2 separate regions of the Homo sapiens genome follow, and region 1 is linked to region 2. Evidence: chromatin contacts called from ENCODE Hi-C data. All regions are on one chromosome and are shown on one strand. The core of a region is the stretch at or near the end of the contact, and the rest is flanking DNA. Distances in the headings are between cores, read along the strand shown. Region 1 overlaps SMOC2 (SPARC related modular calcium binding 2). Region 2 has its middle 280 kb from the start of LINC01615.

Region 1 (2,717 bases), core at 77-2,576, 360 kb before region 2:
AGCCATTTTTTCAAGTTTTAAAATTCAAATAAGCTATATGGTGTGATGGTCCCAAGAAGTAAAGCATGCATGTGTGTTCTGCTTCCGGGGAGGCGGCCCATGGCAGCCAACGTGACGTCGTCTCCTGTGGTGGGAGGCTGTTCTTAGGACAAGCCTTTTCCCCCTGGGGGCACTGAAAGATGGGCCTGGTTGATGCTGGGCTCACAGCTTTCACTCCCTGGGCTGGAAGGCTGAGAAGAGCTTCAGTAAGCAACCGACTTTGTGGTCCTCACGTGTCTTAACCTGGCCCTGATTGTGCAAGTTAGGGAGAAACAAGGCCTGCTTGTGGCACACACGGATCCTGCATTACTGCTTTTCATGTCTCTGTATTTCTGAATTAGTTTTTTTCCACAGTGAGCTTAGATATGCCTGGAAGTCTAAAGACTTTTCCAGTTTTGCTCATCCTTGGGGTGTCTTCTTAAGTAGTAGCAGTGACGTTGCGCCTTCTGTGAAATCTGTGTTGTTGGGAAGGTGGGATGTGGAGCCTCTGGGGCAGAGGATGAGGCTTTCTAAGAAGACCTGACCCTTTTATCCACCTGACAGTCAGATTTCCATGTGAAGGTGGAAGAGGCAGGACGGGAAACAGAGAAAAGGGACGAGCCACGCTCTCCTCTCAGGCTGGTCTCAGTGGGACGGTGCCCTGGGCTGCAGCTGTGGTTGGAAGTCCCACCGCGTGCGTCCTGAGACCCCCGCCCCTCAGTCACTTCCCTTTGGTCTGTTTTTAATGGTGGCATCTAGCCCTGCCCACCCTCTGCATCTGGACTTGATCCTGGTGTGTTCAGGTGGTCGTCCTTGGATCTGAGGACAGCCTGCCTCCGTCCCACCAGGCAGCTGGCGTTTCCCCATTTTCAGGAAGCAGGGGCCACCTGTTTCCCCAGGGATAAGCTAGGAGGCCTTCCTGGGCCTCAGTGTTCTTCCTCACTCAATGTGGAGAATGGGCCTGCCCTTCCCGCCCCTGGGCCTCGCATCAGATAGGACCAGGCCTGCATGTGACAGGCACCTGCCCTTCTTCTGAGGCTCCCTTTTCTGAGAGCTGAGCTGCCTGTGAAGCCCTTTCCAGCCTCCAGGTCCTCAGCACTCCTGCCTAACTCATGCCTTCACATCTTTCAATGTTCCTATATCTGTTCTATCTTCTTCCCATTGCATAACCACACCTCTGCCCTGTTCTTCCCTACAGACGTGTCCAGGTGTGTGGCCGAAAGGAAGTATACCCAGGAGCAAGCCCGGAAGGAGTTTCAGCAAGTGTTCATTCCTGAGTGCAATGACGACGGCACCTACAGTCAGGTTACCGGCCTTGCTTGGGAGGTTCTGCACCTGTGCGATTAGGGAGGGAGATGTGGAGCGGGTGTGGGGAGAAGGCAGGTGGGGGGAGCCGAACAGAAGAAGCAGCGGGTTTGTTCTCTGGGGAAATCAGCCTTCTGCATTTTAGAAGTTAATTCGTAATGAGCCTACTTGGCATAAATAGACACATAAATGAAGGTGTGTGTTTATTTCTTAGTTGGTGCAGGCATTTATATCATTGCTGCTGTCATTCACACTTTCATTACTATGAATTTAGCCTGGAAGCTTCCTTAGTGAGGCCAATTAGACCGTGCTAACCTGGCTTGCAGCTTAGAATTTAATTTTAGTTTGATTTTAATTATGGGGAGCACACACTAAAAGTCGTGTCTGTGCCAAGCGTGAGCTCCTGGATCATTCATTCCAACCTGATGGGCCCACAGACATGGAGCTGAGCCAAGTCAAATTCATGTTGTCAGCCAAAGGCACTGTTGAGAAAGTCAGCCAGCTCTCCGTTTTGAGTGTGTCAATGCTGTTAACTCCTTATTAAGGAAAAACAAAGTACTAACATACAATGCTAACTGGCACAGGGGCAGAAAGAGCAGAAAAAACAGCACGGGTTCTGCACTTTGACATGCCTGGGGCCCATTGGGTGATGATGTGAGTTCTGTGTGTTTACATCATCGTTTGGCCTTTGAGAGACAACGAGGGAGAGAATGAGAGAGAGAGGAGCTGGAGCTGAAGGACAGGCTGTTCTGGCCCTGGTTGCAGGGGGAGCGGGCGGTGCAGGCTGCAGAGTGAACACTAAAGAGGCCGAGGTTGCTCTCCTGGCTCTACAGTGGGGAGCTCCTGACCTTCCCGGGCCTCAGTTTCCCCACTCATAAGATGAGGGCTAGGGCTCCATCTGGAAGGCGGTGAGGATTAGTGGCTTCACAGGTAAGGTGTCCAGCCCACACTAGCAGTCAGTAAAGTGCTGATTTGGGCCCCTTTTATCTCTAAAACCCTGGGGTCAAGACCTGCACACTTTCTTTACCGAGGACTCAAATGCAGCCACAGAAGTAGCTCTGGGTATCCCAGGACCCTGTCTGAGCCACTGCCGCAGAAAGCAGAGTGGGCCTCGCAGCCGTGAGGCGCTGCGCCACGGGCCCGGGAGGGCTTACCCGTCCTGTGCTCTCTCGCAGGTCCAGTGTCACAGCTACACGGGATACTGCTGGTGCGTCACGCCCAACGGGAGGCCCATCAGCGGCACTGCCGTGGCCCACAAGACGCCCCGGTGCCCGGGTAGGTCTGACGTGCCTTTCCAAGTGGAAGGCTTGAAGGGAATTGGTTTGCCGTTTCTTCTCATCATCTTCCCTGGGTTTACTGATAATTCAAAGGGAAATCCAGTTTGGCCGGCATTG
Region 2 (2,830 bases), core at 55-2,554:
ATTCTAAATCATTTCAAACTTGTTAGGAGACGGATTTACAGTGCAGTCCATGAAGCTTGAATGTGAGCTCCCTCAGCTGCCGTCTCTTGCAGGGACTCAGGAGGGAAGCTGGACACATGTCTGTCTTCACGGAGTCTGGACAGCTCTCCATCCCCTCCCATGTCCTCTCTGCCGCCATTCCCTGGTGTCTGGTGGCATCGAAGGGATCATGAGGACTTTGAGATCCAATTTGAAAAGAGATGAACTGCAGTAATTTCACTCTGGCATGGTGGGATCCACTCATGGTTCACCATCACGTCTGTGGATAGTTGAATTACTGCTGATCTTCCCAGTGTGGAAGTGGCTTCCAGAACATTCACCCAACCACCGTGTGTCTCACCCGGCCTGTGACAAGAAGGAGCAGGGCCAGAGGTCAGTTCCGACGCAGAAGGGTCCTCCAGGGCCCAGGGGGATGGACAGCCAGGCAGACACAAGGCTCAAAGGCGCCGACCCCGAAGCTGCTCTGCAGGAAATTCTTCCAATCTGTACACCCTAAATTATATGCAGGTTCATCCCCACCTTATCCAAACAAAAGTCCTCGTCTGTCAAGCATCTCCTGTCGAGAATGCAGTACATGCAGCGATAAACACATCACACACAGGAAAAGGCATGTGGCACAAACACAATGGCAATTACTTGTGCAAGGTAGAACTTTTCAGAACCCCAGCGTCGGCAGTGCCGGGCGGGGCTGGCAGTCGGAAAAGCAAGTTCTGCGGCGGACCACGGGTTTAGGCTCACCGCGCAGTCCCAATACAACTCTATTTCCTGCGACTCTGGAAACTGAGTTTTCTTTCTGTTCTCTCTAAGGAAAACAATATTAAAATAGAGATAGCCATTGGCACATGAAAAGGTGGTTGAATAATATGCAGAAAAATTGGGGGAAATGTGTATGTGGGGCCGTTATTCAGTAGAAACATTGTATCACGTTCAGATGGGCCTTGTTGGAGAAGATTTGCTAGGTTTTCAGAACGCGTAGTGTTGTTGAGGTTTCTCTTCTCACTGCAGGCGAGGGCTTCCTGCTGTCCTTCCTGTTTGTAATTCGGTTTTACTTTTCTTACAGGGCTTCCGAAATCATTGAAGTGTCAAAACCTGAATCCACCAGAATGTGTCCATGGAACTGAAAACTATCAGATATTTAGACAGGGTGCGTTAAAGGGCTCACCGTGCGTCCGTTTTATGCCGTAATTATGTGCACAAATAATTGCATGGCCGGCGTCGCGTGAGACGCGGGAAGGACCGGGGAGCGGCAGAACCAGGGCTTCCAATTCCCGTCCGCGTTTAAAGCGCGCCAGCGCCCTCTGGTGCTCAGGCTGCGCAGCGCGCCGGCTCCGCGGGTGCCGCCAAGGGCCGGGGCTGCCTGGGGGCCTGCCCGGGGTTCCAGACCTGCTGGACCGTGCATGGCTCATCAGGCCGGGCCTGTCCAGGGGTTTGAGAACCGCAGACCTGCAGGACTGTGCATGGCTCATTAGGCCGGGTCTGTCCAGGGGGTCCAGACCTGCAGGACCGTGCATGGCTCATCAGGCCGGGCCTGTCCAGGGGTTCCAGACCCGCGGGGACCTTGGCTCCATCAGGCGGGAACCGCCCCGCGGGATTCTGAAAGGATGAATGCATTTTCCTCTTTCTAGCATGGAAGGATTGTTAATTATTTCTTCGTAGTTTTCTGTGCTTCCCTTTCTCCTTTTTGCCTCACCTGCTCTTTCCTCCTGAATCCTGAGTGATTTGGGTAAAGCCAATGGTCGGATTACCTGGGAAGAAGCTGGGAAGCCAAATGTATGAAGAGCGGGGCTTCAGATAGGGGCCACGGAGAGCCCAGGCCCAGGAGGCCTGCAGAGCCTGGGAGGAGGGAGGCTCACCCAGCCCGGGGCCTGGCCCCATGGGGGTCCTGCTGCAGAGGAGGAGGGAGGCTCACCCAGCGCTGGGCCTGGCCCCTGGTGGTCCTCCTGCAGATGTAGCCGTGAGGGCTGCTGACCCCCTCCAACTTCACCGCCTCTCCTGAATCCCAGGCCATCCCAGCCTCGTCTGGCGGTGTGAAGAGTGGATCTGAATTCCAAAGATCTGGGTCTTGCTCTGACTTTCCCCATTTGCTGCAGTTTGAGGAAGTAACGAATTATTTTGGAATCTTCATGTGTGTACATTTTAATTTTTAAAATAAGGGTAAAAAAATTCCACCATTGCAGGTGACTGAAAGTGAGGAGGGAGAGCTTGTGTGGAAGGACATGAAAAATTGCTCTCGGAGCCAACAACTGCTGCTCCCTTCTCCCTGCACCCTCTAGACAGGCGCTGTTCCTGACCCTGTGAAGAGGCAGCGTCATGCGGGGCGATGGGAACACAGAGACTGCAGCATGGACAGACGTTTGTGTTGCAAGCAGACACACACCTCCAGGGTAAATGTTTATTCCAGAGGCACCACCATTCCCACGCCCAGCGAGTGTGCATTCTTTCTGGATTCAGAGCCCCACAGTTGTGTTTGTGAGTCATCAATGGTGAACGGTGGGGCCTTCTGGGGACAGGGGTGTGATCCATGTCTCCGTTTTCAGGTGACAACACCAGTCCCCCACCCACCTCACCCCAAACAAAGAGGCCACTGATCCGGGCCGCACAGACACCGCAGCCAGCAGCCATGCGGCCCCGCCTTTTCATTTATTAAGCAGAGATTAATAATGGTATATTTACGGCCTGTCTGCGGCCGAGCGACACTGCGGCATTGATTCATTTCTGACCCTAGTATTGCGGGAACAACGACGCCGTTGAGTTCGCTGCTAGATTTATCACTTGAGGAGGTGGGAGGAGA

Evidence for each region. Hi-C counts contacts between places; a loop is a spot of excess contacts on that map. Pooled maps may share reads with other maps.
Region 1: a loop to region 2 is called in a map of ascending aorta, with 2.7 times the contacts of the local background. The contact joins two enhancer-like sites. A Hi-C loop is called at or near these places in 1 of 168 maps with a recorded cell type or tissue (ascending aorta), 1 of 37 single-sample maps with no recorded cell type and 2 of 50 pooled maps.

The regions. Positions count from the first base shown.
Region 1 is chr6:168,525,130-168,527,846 of GRCh38, forward strand. It overlaps SMOC2 (SPARC related modular calcium binding 2), which reads left to right. Exons shown (of 13, transcript NM_001166412.2): 3 at 1,217-1,323; 4 at 2,499-2,598. Among named protein-coding and RNA genes, the nearest start is that of SMOC2, 85 kb to the left of the region's middle. Within about 2 kb of position 1,327, at least 14 of the 41 ENCODE cell types and tissues checked have a DNase peak (open chromatin) inside an H3K27ac peak, as active enhancers do.
Region 2 is chr6:168,883,472-168,886,301 of GRCh38, forward strand. No RefSeq gene overlaps it. Among named protein-coding and RNA genes, the nearest start is that of LINC01615, 280 kb to the right of the region's middle. Within about 2 kb of position 1,305, at least 3 of the 41 ENCODE cell types and tissues checked have a DNase peak (open chromatin) inside an H3K27ac peak, as active enhancers do.